Regions from separate parts of the Homo sapiens genome. Here region 1 is linked to region 2. A link is an interaction called in ENCODE POLR2A ChIA-PET data of the cell type or tissue named here. Cell type or tissue: B cell. All regions are shown on one strand.

What was found. ChIA-PET counts read pairs that join two places held together with the same protein. Peaks named below come from ENCODE experiments on the same cell type or tissue, not always from the same donor. Only the 100,000 strongest peaks of a DNase experiment are listed, where the experiment ranks them.
Region 1: POLR2A ChIA-PET joins it to region 2 with 17 read pairs; 2 of 35 experiments call an interaction of 5 or more read pairs at or near these places.

Annotation. Positions count from the first base shown.
Region 1 is chr5:125,130,621-125,138,620 of GRCh38, forward strand. All of the region lies in intron 2 of LOC101927421 (a long non-coding RNA gene), which reads left to right. Among named protein-coding and RNA genes, the nearest start is that of LINC02240, 360 kb to the right of the region's middle. In B cell, no CTCF peak of the experiment used is centred here; no DNase peak of the experiment used is centred here.
Region 2 is chr5:125,001,543-125,009,542 of GRCh38, forward strand. No RefSeq gene overlaps it. Among named protein-coding and RNA genes, the nearest start is that of ZNF608, 260 kb to the left of the region's middle. RefSeq lists an enhancer at 1,307-2,065 and a silencer at 5,030-5,079. In B cell, no CTCF peak of the experiment used is centred here; DNase peaks (open chromatin) are centred at 1,390, 3,969, 4,779 and 4,929; H3K4me3 peaks cover 1,264 bases; H3K27ac peaks cover 2,078 bases.

The DNA.
Region 1 (8,000 bases), 130 kb after region 2:
ATATATGTATATGGAGAGAGAAGTTATTTGTTTATCTCCAGTAGGACAGAATTTGCACGTCTATAGATTAGATTTTTTTTTTTTGCTGTAAGTTTCTTACAATTTATAGAGTTGTAAAATCATGTCTGTGGAATCTCGATCAGATAGCCCTGTGGGGTATCCTTTAGGGTCTAGACAATGTAGTTTTTTCACTGAACCACAAATTCCTTTCTACAATTCTAAATATGGAAGCACAACATTTTTTTTCTTTACCACATTTAAGGATCATTAAAAACAAAGTGAATGGTTCATTTATATAGTGAAAAAAGTATTACAGAGATTTAAGATAATATTGTGTACTAGATATTTAGAGTGAATGAGTAATATTCATTTAGAATATGTAGTACAGAATGAGGAAAATAATAGGTACCTGAAAAATGCTTGTTGAATATGTATTTCCATAGAAATACTGTAATTAGGTAAACCGTCAGTTAAAAACAGTAGGTACAACAATGGAATTCTATACCGTAATAGAAAGAAATCAACTGCAACCTCACACAGCAACTAGATAAACTCACAAACAAAATATCGAGCAAAGAAAAAAGTGAGGTATGTAAGAATACACAGTGCACGATTCCAACTGTACAAAAGTCTGAAACACACAAAGGAAATTTATGATGTTACATATTTGGTTGAGGACTACTCTTGGGGGAGGGTAGTAACGGAGAGTAGGCCTGCCAGGGCTTCATGGATACTGGCAGTGTTCTGTTTCTTGAAATATACATGGGTATGTTTACTTCGAATTGTACACTTTTTTGTATGTATGTCAATACTTCAATAAAAAGTTTACAAAAAAGGCATTGATAAACGTCTAAAACCAGCATCTATGTAAGATTGTTTCCATTAAAGATGTATATGTATCGGTGTTAGTATAAAAACAACATGTTAATAAATGTTACCTCCAGACGGTGGGATTATGAGTTTTTACTTTCTGCTTTTTGTATTAAGAAAAAAGTATACTTTTTTTGTATTAGGAAAAAGTGCATTAATTAAAATGAAAGTGAACTACTTATTAGTTAACTATGAAGTTAAAAGTTGGAACTATTAGATATAATAAGTAGACCTTATTATAAGTAACTGGCTCACATAATTATGGAGGCTGAGAAGTCCCAAACTCTGCTGTCTGCAAGATGGGGACCCAGGAAAACCTGGGAACCAGGAGTGCTGATGGTGTAAACCCTCTCCAGATCCAAAGGCCTGAGAACCAGGAGTGCTGATGGTGTAAGCTCTGTCCAAATCCAAAGACCTGGGAACGAGGAGTGCTGATGGTGTAAACCGTGTCCAAATCCTAAGGCGTGGGAACCAGGAGTGCTGATGGTGTAAGCTCTGTCCAAATCCAAAGACCTGGGAACCAGGAGTGCTGATGGTGTAAACCCTCTCCAGATCCAAAGGCCTGAGAACCAGGAGTGCTGATGGTGTAAGCTCTGTCCAAATCCAAAGACCTGGGAACAAGGAGTGCTGATGGTGTAAACCGTGTCCAAATCCTAAGGCGTGGGAACCAGGAGTGCTGATGGTATAAACCCCGTCCAAATCCTAAGGCCTGGGAATCAGGAGTGCTGATGGTATAAACCCTGTCCAAATCCGAAGGCCTGGGAACCAGGAGTGCTGATGGTATAAACCCTGTTCAAATCCAAAGGCCTGGGAACCAGGAGTGCTGATGGTGTAAGCCCTGTCCAAATCCAAAGGCCTGGGAACCAAGAGTGCTGATGGCATAAACACTGTCCAGATCCGAAGACCTGGGAACCAGGAGTGCTGATGGTGTAAATCCAGTCCAAGGGCAGGAAAAGACTGATGTTCCAGCTCAAACAGTCAGGTAGTGAAAACAAATTGTGTCTTTCTCTGCCTTTTTGTTCGATTCATACCCACCCGCATTAGGGAGGGCAGTCTGCTGTACTCACAGACTCAAATGCTCATCTAGAAACACAGTCACAGACATACCCAGAAATAATGTTTCACCAAATATCTGCGTGCCCCATGGCTGTTCAAGTCGACCCAGAAAATTAACCATCACATCAATCTTGTTGAGTTTGTTGAATTTATTTGATTCATTCTGATAAATTCCAGTGAATATCTAGAAAAGTTTTTAAAGAAGTTAAGCTTAAATATCACAGTTAATTTCATGGCATTCTTTATTTTAACTAGAGGTGATTAATATTCGTCATTGTCCTGTGATGATACTTCACAAAATCATTTCAGCCTAAAACGAATCCTTGGCACATTGGTTGAGAACCCACAGTTACCAAGGTTAAGTATTTATAATACCCCTCATGTAATCCTGAGAAAAGAAAACAACCTGGTTTTGTTTTTAAAATGTCCTGCCCTAAAATGCACAGTATAAAAATCCCGAGTGATTGAAAAAGTACAAACTCTTGGAGGCAGCATTTTGGCTGTGACCACGGAGCTTTTCAAACCCTCCCACCTCATTCATTGCCAAGGTGACATTTTAGACTAAATGAGTTTGCCAATCTGGGGGGAGAGAAGTAATTAGGGATATAAAGTAGAACCTACAATCTCAGCCTAATTCTAAACAACCAGCTGTGTAGGTCTAGGCATACAAGGCATATCTAGAGTTAGCCAGTATGCCGGTTAAAAATGCACTTGTAATGTCAATGTTATCTTTGGAGTGTTTTCCATTTCAGGTCTTCATAAAATAAAAAAATGTTGCAAAATGCTACAATTTAAAAAAGCAGGCCGAGCGCAGTGGCTCACGCCTGTAATCCCAGCATTTTGGGAGGCCGAGGCAGATCACGAGGTCAGGAGATTGAGACAATCCTGGCCAACATGGTGAAACCCCATCTCTACTAAAATACAAAAAATTAGCTGGGCGTGGTGGTGCACACCTGTAGTTCCAGTTACTTGGGAGGCTGAGGCAGGGGAATCACTTGAACCTGGGAGGCAGAGGTTGCAGTTAGCCAAGATTGCGCCACTGCATTCCAGCCTGGTGACAGAGCGAGATTCCGTCTCAAAAAAAAAAAAAAAAGCAATTAACATATCTTGCTTAGAAAACATTTGGCAAGCTGGGCACTGTGGCTCACACCTGTAATCCCAGCACTTTGGGAGGCTGAGGCAGGTGGATCACCTGAGGTCAGGAGTCTGGCCAACATGGTGAAACCCCATCTCTACTAAAAATAGAATATTAGCCTTCCGTGGTGGCCCATGCCTGTAATCCCAGCTACTCGGGAGGCTGAGGCAGTAGAATCTCTTGAGCCTGGGAGGCGGAGGTTGCAGAGAGCTGAGATCGTGCCATTGTACTCCAGCCTGGGCGACAAGAGTGAAACTCTGTCTCCAAAAAAAAAAAAAAAAAAAAAAAAAATTGGCAAAAAGAAACATCTAGATCTACAACTATAAAGAAAATCTGTGATTCTATATTTAAAACATAAAAGAGTATTCTAGTACAGTTCCTCAAAAGCAATTAATTTCAGATAAGCTAATTTAGTTGTTCACATTTTTTTAAACATTATATACTATACTCATTCTTGAGTATATGGTGATTAATATACAAGTTTTGCTCTGACACTTATCATTTTTGTTAAAAGTCAGACTCTTCTAAAAATGTTCTAAAAGTGACAGAACTTCTCAGAGAATATTTGTCCAAAAACTTTTTAAAATGCATGCCAACTGTATATTTTTCAAATTATTTTTACCATGACAATGAGCAATGAGAAAAGAACAAAAACCATAATACACACACATTGGTTACTATCTGTGAGTCAGTTACTGGGTTAAGTGGGGCTTAAAGGCATTTTGTAGTTTACTCAGAGTCACTTGTGTATGTGGAGCTCACATGTCCAGGGTGTTGCTAATCACACTGAATAGATATCAGTTTGGTTTTCAGATAAGCAGATAATGTGCAATTAAATAAAACCTAAATGGTTGGTTATGTATACACCTAAACTCTCAATTTGCTGTTGTTCTATGTAATATTAAGTATTAAAAAGAGTGTTTACTTCTCATAATTTCAGCGTGAAAATGGAAAGGATGAAAAAGTAAGAAGAGTACAACTTTAGCCAAAATAATTATATAGCTCACAGAGGAGACATCTGCAAAGTATAAAGAAAATAGACTGCAGGGTCCTGATTGCATGAAATGGGACTCAAACTCTGTCCTTTCTTAGTTTATGATGTCATGCGATCCCTTGACTAATTTCTCTGGAATTCACAGTTACCCATCATTTGTAGAGTAGTCACATAATTTCCTTCAAGCTATCCAGAGGAGCTACAGAAAATAAAACAATGACTTTATGTCATTGCTTTGCTAATGCCCTGGGAACTATTCAGCCCACCCACATTCTATCAAGATGCCATTATAGGAAGAATGAGCTCTTTGTAACACAAGGCAATATAATTTCAAGAATTTGGTGTTGTGTATGCCTGTAATTATTATAAAAATATCTATTCAAGTAACCCACGGCTGTCTCATGATTCATTACTTTCATCTAATTCTGCATCAGATCATTTAAATATAAAATTATCAAAAGAAGTTCTTCCGTTAATTGAAGGGTCTAGTTTGCTTAAGAATTCTACCCTCCACACCTCTCAGCTTGACACCCTAGAGTAAGGCCAGAGCAATCAGGTCATAGGGTGGCCAGGTTATTACTATTTACCCCTTTCTTAATAATTAACATGGATCATGTTTATGATGGCAACGAATAGGATCAATAGTGAAATATGGATACAGAAAATGGTACTGTTTTTTTCTACTTTAGTCTGATTTTCTACCCAGTCCATTATTTTTCTTTTTTATGATGGAGAGAAGTATAATACATTCTCTCTTAATTTGTTTTATTTAGGCTTCTCTGTGTTTACTGGGAGGCAGTTTAGCAAACTGATTAAATGAACAGGCTGTGGAAATGAGACAACCTGTGTTCAAATCCAATTGCTACTTGGGGCAGTGGTTCTTAAACTTGTTAGTGTATTAGAATCACCTGGAAGGCTTGCTGAACCATGGATTACAAGGCGCTGTTCTCAAAGATTGTGATTAAGTGGGTCTGAGATAGAGCCCCAAATTTGCATTTTTAATGTTTCCAGATGGTGTTAATACTGTTGATCCAGAGACCATACTTTGAGAATCACAAATGTCAGTTTATCTGAGCCTAAATTTTCTCATCTGTGGAGTGTTAACAGTTTCTAATTAATAAGGTTGTTAATTGCCAAGGGATAATTTAGAGGAAAAATTCCCAAAGTTTGTTACTTTGATGTAGATTGTAACCAACTGAATAAATTGTGCTTTTTTAGTTGTGCTTTTTAAATAAATCTTATATATGATGATCTGGGTTTATATTAAGGACACATGATTAATGAAATAGTTCTTTGCTTTATTAAGGATTTTCAGTTTGATCATGGGAATACTCCTCTGTACTGTTGAGAGCCAAATTTGATTTACACCTAGGAACATGCTCCAGCTGTGACAGGCACTACTGGTTGCTTTCCAATTATTTCTTCTTCTTTCCCTTTCATCCTTGACTCTTAATTCCTGCAGGTATCCACATTTCTAAGAGTGGCCATATACTTTAGGGGAAGCTGGACACATTTCTTTGTCTAATGTCCTGATTAAGCCTCTTATGGGTGTCCTGTTCCATGAGCACCGGATGTAGCTCTGGTCAACAAGAAACTCAGGTGAGTCTTCTGGATGTACTTCCAGGAAACAGCCTTTGTTCTCGTAAAGCAACACTTAGAGTTGCCTTCTTTTTGTGCTAGCTCTTGAGGTGCCTGTACGTACTGCTGCAGTTGTCCCATGACCATAAGGGGAGTCATCTAAGGACAGCCTGAGGATGAGAGAACAGAAAGATGGAAAGAAATCCAGGCCTTTGATGATGTGATTGAACCATAGAGTTAACTAACCCTGGAATTACTATACCTTCATGCTCCCTGTTATTCAAGATAATACATTTTCCTTATCATTTAACCATTTTCAATTGCATTTTTAGTTATTTGCTGCTTAAGGTGTCTTAACTGATATACCAATTTATGAAGCATATTAACCTTGAAATTAATTAAAGTTATCAGAGCAGTGCTATTCCAGGGGTCTCATTTTAGCTGCAGCATTAATGGAGACAATGTGACTGTGTAGATTATTTAACTTCTCTTGGCTTCAGCTCAATCATTTGTGTAAGGATATTGTTGAGCTGGATCATTTCTAGAGTTGTTCCAAGTTTTAAATGCTGGGACTATTTGATTCCATGCATCTGAAACATATTGATGCTATATACATTACACAATGGGATTACACATGTGTATAACCTAGTAACTACATAATGCAAGGACAGATATGTAACAAGATAACCACATATATACTTTTATAATAATTTAATATCACACTAATTATATGGTCTGATTTACCCAGCATGAGTATCCAGTCACTACTATGGTAGAGTTAGTTGGAAATTATAGCTCTTTAAATGGTACTGTAGCAAGAAATAATAGATTCCTCATAATATTTCTAATTTGGAGGAGGAATAAAAATAATACTTTTCAAATGTTTTCACATGGCATGTTTAAATATGTAAATATGGACATGGGTGAGCATTTTAAGTTAAAAGTTTTCCGTTAAAATGGTAAGAAATGAGAGCACCTTTTTTTTTTCTCTTGAAGTGTACACACATGGTATATCCTTTATATATCTACAAGAGGGTAGCCACATGGGTTGGAAATACATAAATTCCACCTGTGTCCAACCAAAGTACTGCTATTATGGTAGGGCATATTTCATAAATTGTGTGACTCAGGCATGCAAAAATATGATAGAAAAGTTTCTCTATAGGTGCACTAAAGTTGCCTTTTGGCCCCATACCCTCTCATGGCAAAAAAATAAAAATAAAAAAAATAAAACAACATGAAGCATGTCACTTTCTGTTTTTTGTTAGTTCCTTTTGGGAAAATATTTATCTATTCAAGATACCCTCATGGATACCTTCTGCCTCCCTTTGCTTTGGTTCCAGGATGGTTATATGACACTGGGGAAGGGACATGTGGTTCACGTCATTGGCGTCCAATCCCAATGGTTTCCACTGATATGCAAACATTTCTTTGCTCTTAGATCATGTATCCCTGTTATGTCTACAGCTGATCTGTCCATGGTTACCATTCTTCTCTAGTCACTGGACCGTGAAATTCCTTTCATGTACTGCTTGTCTTGACTATGAATGTGTTCATGTCAGGTCCACCAACTGCTCAGCTAATTCCTTGTTCTTCTTGGAAACTGAGGAAAAGAAGAGACACTCTCTTACTGCCCACTAGGTGGGTGAACAATTCAGGGTGAGTGGCTACTTTCTTAGGCCCTCTCTTTTTTTTTTCCTTTTTGATTCGAATATCTCTATATCTTTGTAGCTGTATGTATGTCTAAATATGCTGTCTCCTCTATTACTGTCATATCTTTGTGTCATTGGAAGCATTTATGAGCTATGCCTAATTAGGTTCCCACCTTGTCTCCTCTCTGAAGGCCAGCATGATGTTGAAATGGGGGCTTTTGAGTGGGTGTCACCACCATCTTAAATCTCACCCGAGAAGCAAGATACAAGTCTGTTCTCTGGTGGCCACCCCCAAACCTCTTTTGGTTCTTTATGGAACCCTTTGTTCTGGGGCTCAACTTTGGGGAGAGAGCAGCAGAGATCTAGGCTCCCAGCTTCTGATCCCCAGGCCTGCCCTCTGAGTATTCCCTTCACAGCTGGCTGAATGTTTATATCTGTTCAGGTTAGAACACTGTACTCATGTCATCTTACATTCTCTCAAGTCGTTTATGGCCTGACTCTTGTTCTGTGAGTCCCTTAGGTGCCTAATCTTGATGTGCAAAGGCACATGTTTGGACAAAATGATATCTTAATGAGCTTGATCTTTGATACTCAAGGCCACTGCCTCTGCTATGAGTTCAGAAAGCAAGAAACCAGAAAGGAAAGGAATGCCTGAAGGAAACACTGTGCAATTACTTGAGAATTTCATCTTGCCACACTTTAAAAACCAAGCAAC
Region 2 (8,000 bases):
TCCCTGTATTATCCCCATTCTATCTACCTTGTTTTGCTTTATTTTCCTCCATAGCACTAATACCATTTAATATATATTTATAATTTATTTATTTACTTATGTTCTATTTTTCCCCGTTAGGATATAAGACAAAAATATTTCTGTTTTATTAACCGTACTGTCTCCCCCACCTAGAACATGGACTGGTATAGTAAGTAAGAAACAGTATGTGTTGAATGAATGAATAATTAATCCTAAATACAATAATCAAGGGTGTTTATTCATTCATTTGTTGAATCAAAGAGAATCAAACAAATCTTGTTTCTGTCTCCAACAAATGCTGGAACCTCCAGGATTACTTGGTCCTTTATAGGATATGTGTCATTTTACAACGGTGTAAAGTTAAAAGTAATTTGTAGAAAACTGGTAGTAATGCAAATGATGTTTTTCTTCAACATGCAAATCAATTCTGTCTTGTGAAGATTCAACTTGTCTTCCCCATTGTCGAAGAAACCAGTTTTTTACACATTTGTGAATTTATTTCACTATTCTTCATCTATATATGTGTCTGTTCTGTGGATTTTCCTTTGAACTAGCAATCGCTTATCAGTTCTCTCAATGAGCTAAATACAATCTTTGACATGTGTTTATTTTATATTTGTATGAGAGTCATGATTTTATCTTTTTGGAAATTTGTTTTTTAACAAATTTGGAAATATACCTTATGCTTGAATGTGACCTATTTTGTCAAAGTGTATCTTTGGTGAAGTCATTTTAGAGCTAGGTGCTTGATGTTTTTGAGTTGGTTTGCTCATCTGTGATGACTAAGTGAACTAATATATTGGAAGTATAAAGGCATGTTGGTAAAGGAGACATAGAAGAAATAGATTGGAAGGCCAGGTTGAGTAAAAATGTGGGAGGATACTGGATGTTAAATTCTAAAAGCTGGGAGGAGATGTTGCCTTTGAAGAGGGTATGTATTTGTTGATTAGAAATCAGTTACTTCTTTGAGATCCTTTCAGGTTTCACAGACAGAGGCCAGTTAGTAGGTCTGATGCTGAATCAGGACTCTCAGAGCATGAAAATCTTTAGATTTAGGGCACTTTTTATGATTGCAATAGTTGATTCAAACATTGGAATTAGTTAAAGAAAGATAAAATCATATCCAAAGAAAATGAAATATAAAAGTAAAAAAAGTGGACAAGAAAAAATATTTAGAAGGGCAAACAGTTTTTGAAGATCCAGAGAGTGATGAGAAGCAGATACATAATGTTTTATGCTGTATGCATTAAAGCTAATGGGAGGGGGTGTGGGTATGCCTATTCATAAGAATAATGTGGTAATAGTCCAATGAAACTTCTGCTTTCTCTGATACCACAGATCTGAGATTTGAGATCTGATACCACAAATGCCTTAATGTGGCTGGCATTCATGAGAAGGTATGCAACTATTGTTGAAATATGAAGAACTCAGAATGTCAAGAGAGAAGAGGGTAAGTTCAAAATCTGAGTCATCAACCAAATTTCTTGACACTGACTGCCGCAGCCATTAGTGCTAAATAGATTTGAACCACTACCACCAGCCATAAAGGACAGATACAACCAGTAGTCCCTAGCAAAGAACACAACCTCAAGGACCAGTGGCCACAGCAGGGAATTATACTAACAATAGATCTATAATAGCCCTTTCCTCTCTTATTCATTGCCTCTGTAGATATTTTTTGTTCCTCTCTGGTGAGAAGGAACTGGCTAATGTGGGACTCTGGGGTGGGAATAGATTCTTTCCTTGTTGCTTTGAAAAAGTGCTGCTCATGCAGCTGTTATTTCTATGAAGACATCCAGTTGATAAAAGAATCAAGGGGCCAAACATAATAATTTAAGTATAATTGGCAACCAGATTCTCATAGCCTGAAAAAAGGAAAAATGTTTTGTTAATGAGAATATAGATCAAAGTCTTTTGTAGGAACATATGCTACATTTCTTTAGTATGTTTCTTGACAGAGCCCATTAGTCTGTCAATTTCTGAGTCCCAAATTGCAAATTTGAAATTGATGTAGACCCAAGCTTGGCATCAAAAATATTCTAGTTGAGTAACAAATCAGTTTTCACATTACTGTTATGTTTTATTTGCTTGATAGAGGCTATATAAGCAATAGGACTGGGATATGTGTGCATTCCGAGTGCCTGGAGTGGCGAAGATGGGGAAGAGAAAGGATACAGATGGAGTTCGAATGGATCTGGGTATATTAGTTATAGCATATGATTGCTGTATATCTGGAAATCCAGAAATACATATTTAGGAACAAACCCTATATATAATTGTTTACATCCACATCAGTTTGGTATTTGACATTTACTTACGTTACACACACACACACACACACACAAACAAACACACTGCATAGTTTATTTATTACATAATTCATTGGACCGAATTTATTAAATCATACCAGGGCTTAGCCTTGTATGGTCTATTGATTTCTAGTTTAGTCCTAGATTATAACTTGACCTACTCTTCTGCTAGATGGTTTACAAAAACCGCGAACAAAATTTCACAATGCTAAAGACATAAAAAGCAAATAAAAATCCACCATGCTAAATGCTCTCAAGAAGGTCACCTTTCTAATCCAGCTACTGTTACCAGAGAATACCTACAACAAAGACAAGTTTGTTTATGACTGTGGTCCGCTGCTTATCTGCACAATTTATTGGTCACATAAAATATTTTGTAATTTCGTACTACAGTGGGTTTGACAGAAATGTCCACATATCTTACGTAATACTTTGACTGGTTCTATCTATTTAAATTTAAATCTAAGTATATTATTTGTAAAGTTTCTAGGTTGAGTGTAAACATTGCACTGTATGCATAAATGGTTAAACCTAACCTAAACATAACCATCACATTTCTAAGAAAAGTATTTTTCTTCCTATATTTTCTTTGAGTAAGCAGAAAAAAATCCATCAGTACTTACATTTAGGCACATATCAAGCTCCATTGTTTACTTTAAGAATTAGAGTATAAATGAACTTCTTTCTTTTATATAAATGCACATATTTTTACACTGAAATCTCTCAGCTAACTCGTGACACTTGACATTAATCACATACATAGATCAACAAAGACTTTGCTTTCATATAGAAAGTAATTTCAAACATATTTCTAAATTATGACTTGTTATTGCAGTCAATTTAATTATCTAGCTAATGACAATGTATGTTCATAATCAAAGTAGTCAAAAATACCAAGTTTAGTAATTAGACCATATAATTCCTTAACAACTCAATTTATAATGGAAAAGTACAATGCTTTTAGACAATGTTCTTCAAATACTCCTCTATATTCAGAATTAGGAATTCCACAGTGTATTCTTTTGACATTTAAAGCTGGAGATGGAGTGTTTAGGTTAGAAGCGTAGCTCCCTCCTGTATTCTACCTGAAATTGCTTGTAAGTCACATTACATTCTAAATCCATTTCCCCTCAAACCATGCTGAGGGTATAACATTTACTCTCTGTCATTAATGTTCTTTTCTGTAAGACATACCAATATGAATTGTAACACAATGAAACAATTAATCTTTCTTGGGCAATTTTAATGATTCTATAATTATAGAAAACTATAGAAAATCATGTTTTCCCGTTTATCAACTCAGATACTCAGTGACATTTCAATGCCAAAGACAAAAAAAAAAAAAAAAAAAAAAAAGGCGGGGTGGGGGGGGGAAGGGGAGAATCTCCTGTATTTTCATTTTAAGAGTATCATACTAACGGAAATCTATAAACTAAACATAGATAGTGTCACAAATGCAAACTGACACATGGCATAACTGGTGGCTGTGCAAAAATCCAGCCGGAAAAGTACTAAAATAGGCTAATTTCATTTCTGCCAGCTGCCTGCCTTTCCATTCTTTATCTCAGCTATTAGGTTTGAATAAATTTCATCTCCCACACTACAAGTAATGAGCAGGCAATGACTTATGAAGCACCGAGACCAAGTTAAGACAGAATTAGAATACAATTTTAATGAGACGGAGCTGAGAAAGTGGAAGTGTTACTCCTTTGACAGACTTGGCAAAATACCCAATATTATTTCAAATGCTCTTTCCTTTTTACAAAGAAACTGTCAAATATTAAAATAAAAATTATAAAAAATAAGACTGAGGAATTCTTTAGGGGCAGATTGTTAATGTGATTGTAAGCTAAAAATAGTTATTAGAGAAGTCATTTAAGGAAGAGAGCAAATGTGACTTCAATGTAAACATATTAAATATAAATACTCCTCTGAAAACAAACAACATGCTTTGGTTTCTCTGGGAAAAAAAAAAAGCAATTAACATTCAGGTAACATGCATCTCTTTGAAATGAGGTCCAGAAATTGTTGGGGGAATGGAGAGTAGACAAATATTTTCTTTGTTAGCACTTAATTGGAAGTCTATAAAATAATGTTATTATATGGCTTTGAAATACACTCAAAATAAACTGGTGTAAAAACAAGATAAACTCAAGCATGATTTTTTTTTAACATCCAACGTTCAGTACACCAGGTGGTGGGGGCAGTCCCCTGGAAGCATAAAGGGAAGTGGTCTTTGGCTAATAAGGAAGGTTTGCACCACAATAAAAGCATTTATTTTCACACTTAAAATCATGGGGAAGGTGTTCAATGGAAAAACCCAAATGCCACAAAATAACAAGAACAACTAAAATTGTTAAGGACTTCAAACTACCAAAACTAATGAAAGGGATTTTCCAGCCTGATGCCCCCACTCATATTAGGTAACGACGTCCCATCCTCCTTAGATGCCCTGTGCCTTCTCAGCTAAGCTGAGCTGAGGTCTGGGCCAAATTGAGCAGCACAGCAAGGCTACTTATACTCTACACTTTAAATTAATTCCTCCAAACATCCCCCAAACAGTTACTGGAGGCTTTTTTTCTCCCCCTCCCCCCACATACCCCTTACTGTTTCTGTCTTTCGTTTAGTGATTACTTCCTGTCGGTTTTTCTAGTGCCTAAAACATATGTGATTTGCTGCAGGCAGTCAGTATTTATAAGGAGAGCCTCACAGCAGGTGCCACTTACAAAAAAAGGCCCCTGTGAGCATGAGTGCACAAGTGTTATCCCATGACCCAAGGGTCATGCTGCTGTTCCTACACAATGTTTAGCAAAGGAAGGTTCTTTCCATCAACAACTGATAAACAGTATTCGTCTGATCGGCCAGATTTTTTATGAAATGATAAAGCGAATGAATATATCTATGCGTCTTTAAAAAGATACATGCATGCTTTCAAAATTATATGTAGCTATTCTGACTCTGCGGTCAACAAATGACCAGAAAAAAAAATCTAGTAATTTTTTAATGCTGATGGGTAATTTCACTCGGTGCCCCCAGTCTTCCATGCCCCAAATTCACTTCCTTGACTTTGAAGTCTGGGTCCCTTAAAGCTGTGAAATTTCCTGGATAACAAACAATGCTAAGAAAACTTTGTTTTGAGAAAATAGATTTGATAGCCATGGGACCTGTAAATGTAGTTTGCTTTTTACATCCAATAACAGTGACCAAAAAGGGGTGTGCTACCTTTTCCCATAAATGTTTCCATTCTTTAAACAGCATGTTAGAAATTCAGTTAAAGGGATTTAATGGAGCTAATTATAGTTGGTGAACCTCTCTAGCTTTCTTCTTGTTTTTCCCCCTGAGAGTTGTTCAGCATCACCCACTTGCAATGCAAGCTTTCCTTAGCCTGGATCTGTCCAGTGATGCTCCCTATTCCACGGGCCCCCATCAGCATATCTATTGTAACTTATTGTGAAAATCAGACCCAAGAAATCCAAAGAAAGCCCAAGGCAATACGGGGAGTTTTAAAACTGTTCTCCCAAGTATGATCAACAAATCACATTTTGGTGTATTTAAGGTAATCCTTTTGGGAGGCCTAATTAAGTTGGTAGGAAAATTATGTGATATCTATTTTATATTATAATATTATATAAAATATAGGTTATATATTCCAAGGTTATATATTATATAGGTTATATATTACAAGGTTTGTCATGTTTTATATATGAAACATGATACAAAATTGGAAGATGTATTTCCAATTCATGAAAGAATAATGAAAGAAGACAAAAGAATGAAGCTTTAGTTGTCTACCATGTTATACATTTACAGTATGCATAGGGGAAAGGTCACATTGTCAGTTTATATCCAACAAAGATTACTTAAGAAATTTGGATTTTCACAAATAATAGAGTCTTATGCTCCCATCTCCCTGTTACCAGCCACCACCTCCCCACCCCTCAACAACCTGATTTCTAAGTAAGAACCCTATTTAGTCCTCAATAACAGAATAAGAAATATTCTTGGTCTGTCATTTGGTCAGTGTCAGATACTAATATGGCAAAAATTAAAATGCTAAGTACTGCTTAATTTCCAAAAAATTTTATGAATCTTGCTCACAAAATTCAGAGGTGGACCTCGGATATGGCCTTGGACTTGGAAGATGGAAAACACACTTGTAATTCTCATTGCCCCTGGTTGTAGGTACTATATCCCATCTATTCCTTCTCCTTTAACTCCTTCCTCCATTTTGGTGTTTTAATTTTTCCCACATGGAACCTTGGGCATACTCCCATTGTGACAGGTACCTTTGTATACAGGCAGCTTTCTCACTAGACTGTTAGATTCTTTTCTGTGCCTAAGAATTAGGATATTGATGATTGGTTGCTGAAAGGATGGATTATAAGATAATGACTAATGCAGTTCAGTGATGGGTAGATGGTCACTCAAGAAGGCTGGCTTAGAGTCCTGGGGACCGGGGTTCATAGAGAGTCGTCATAGAGTATGACAACCATCATAGAGTATGAAAGCTGGCAGGAGAAACTAGTTATACTTCTCTCCTTCAATTTCACTTTTGACTTTCCAGAATGGTGTAACAAATTAAGATTAGACTGAAAATTAAGATTGAACTGAATCAGACTCTTTAAATTGGAGTTCCATTTCTAATGATGTCAGTTCTCTCTTGGTGAAATAGGACAAGTTTCTTAACCTCCCAGATCCAATTTCCTCTTTTGGAAATATGGGAATTAACAGTACCTACCTCACAAGATTAAATGAAATATCACGTGTAAAGCACTCAGTGCAAGCTCAACAAGTCATCTTTCCCTCTCTTGTACTTTCATCCAAGCAGTCCTTGTTGCATATCTGACATTTAGAAACTTGGCCTTGTCAATGTTTAAGCAATGATGGTGTTGAGAATCAATAAGCCTTGTTAGGGAGTAATGTTTTTCATAGATTCTCCAGCCATATTTTTCATGATAAGAGGTTTTTCTGAGAGGTGATTTCTGACATTCTGCACAAATCAAAATTATTCAAGGAGACAAAGGCATTGATCATCTTCTCGTTGCTTGTTTTCCTTGACCCCTCTGGCAGCTTTACCAGCATTCTCTATAAATGCCACATATAAATTAAAACTGGCTTTTGCAAGTAGATAATTCACCCCACCTAGCCCATTTGCCTAGTTCCAGGGAAATTTGCCCCTTGATAGTATTTTTTAAATATTGACAAAATTTTAATTGTGTTAAAAAACATATAACATGAAATTTAACATCTTAACCATTTTAAAACATACAGTTCAGTAGTTCTGTTGTACAACAGATCTCCAGAACTTTTTTTACCTTGCGAAGCTGAAATGCTATCCCCATTGTACAACTACTTCCCATTTTTCCCTCCCCCAGCACCTCTGGTGATATTTTTAATTGTTGGTTTTGGTCAAATTTCAGATGTGGTGACATAAGAATACATATCTGGTCATTATTAGAGTAACCTTACAAAATAGCTTTTTTTCATTGAAAAACATCTATGTTCACAAATGCGGTATTTAAAATGCTCATTTTCTGCTACACATAACATTAATAATAAGAGTAATTACCCAAGAAATATGGGACTTTAAAGCTCATTCTCACCCTGAAGACACCGAGAGATTATGTTTTTAACCTTGGGCTCTGATTTGGTTGTGAATGGAAGATGGTA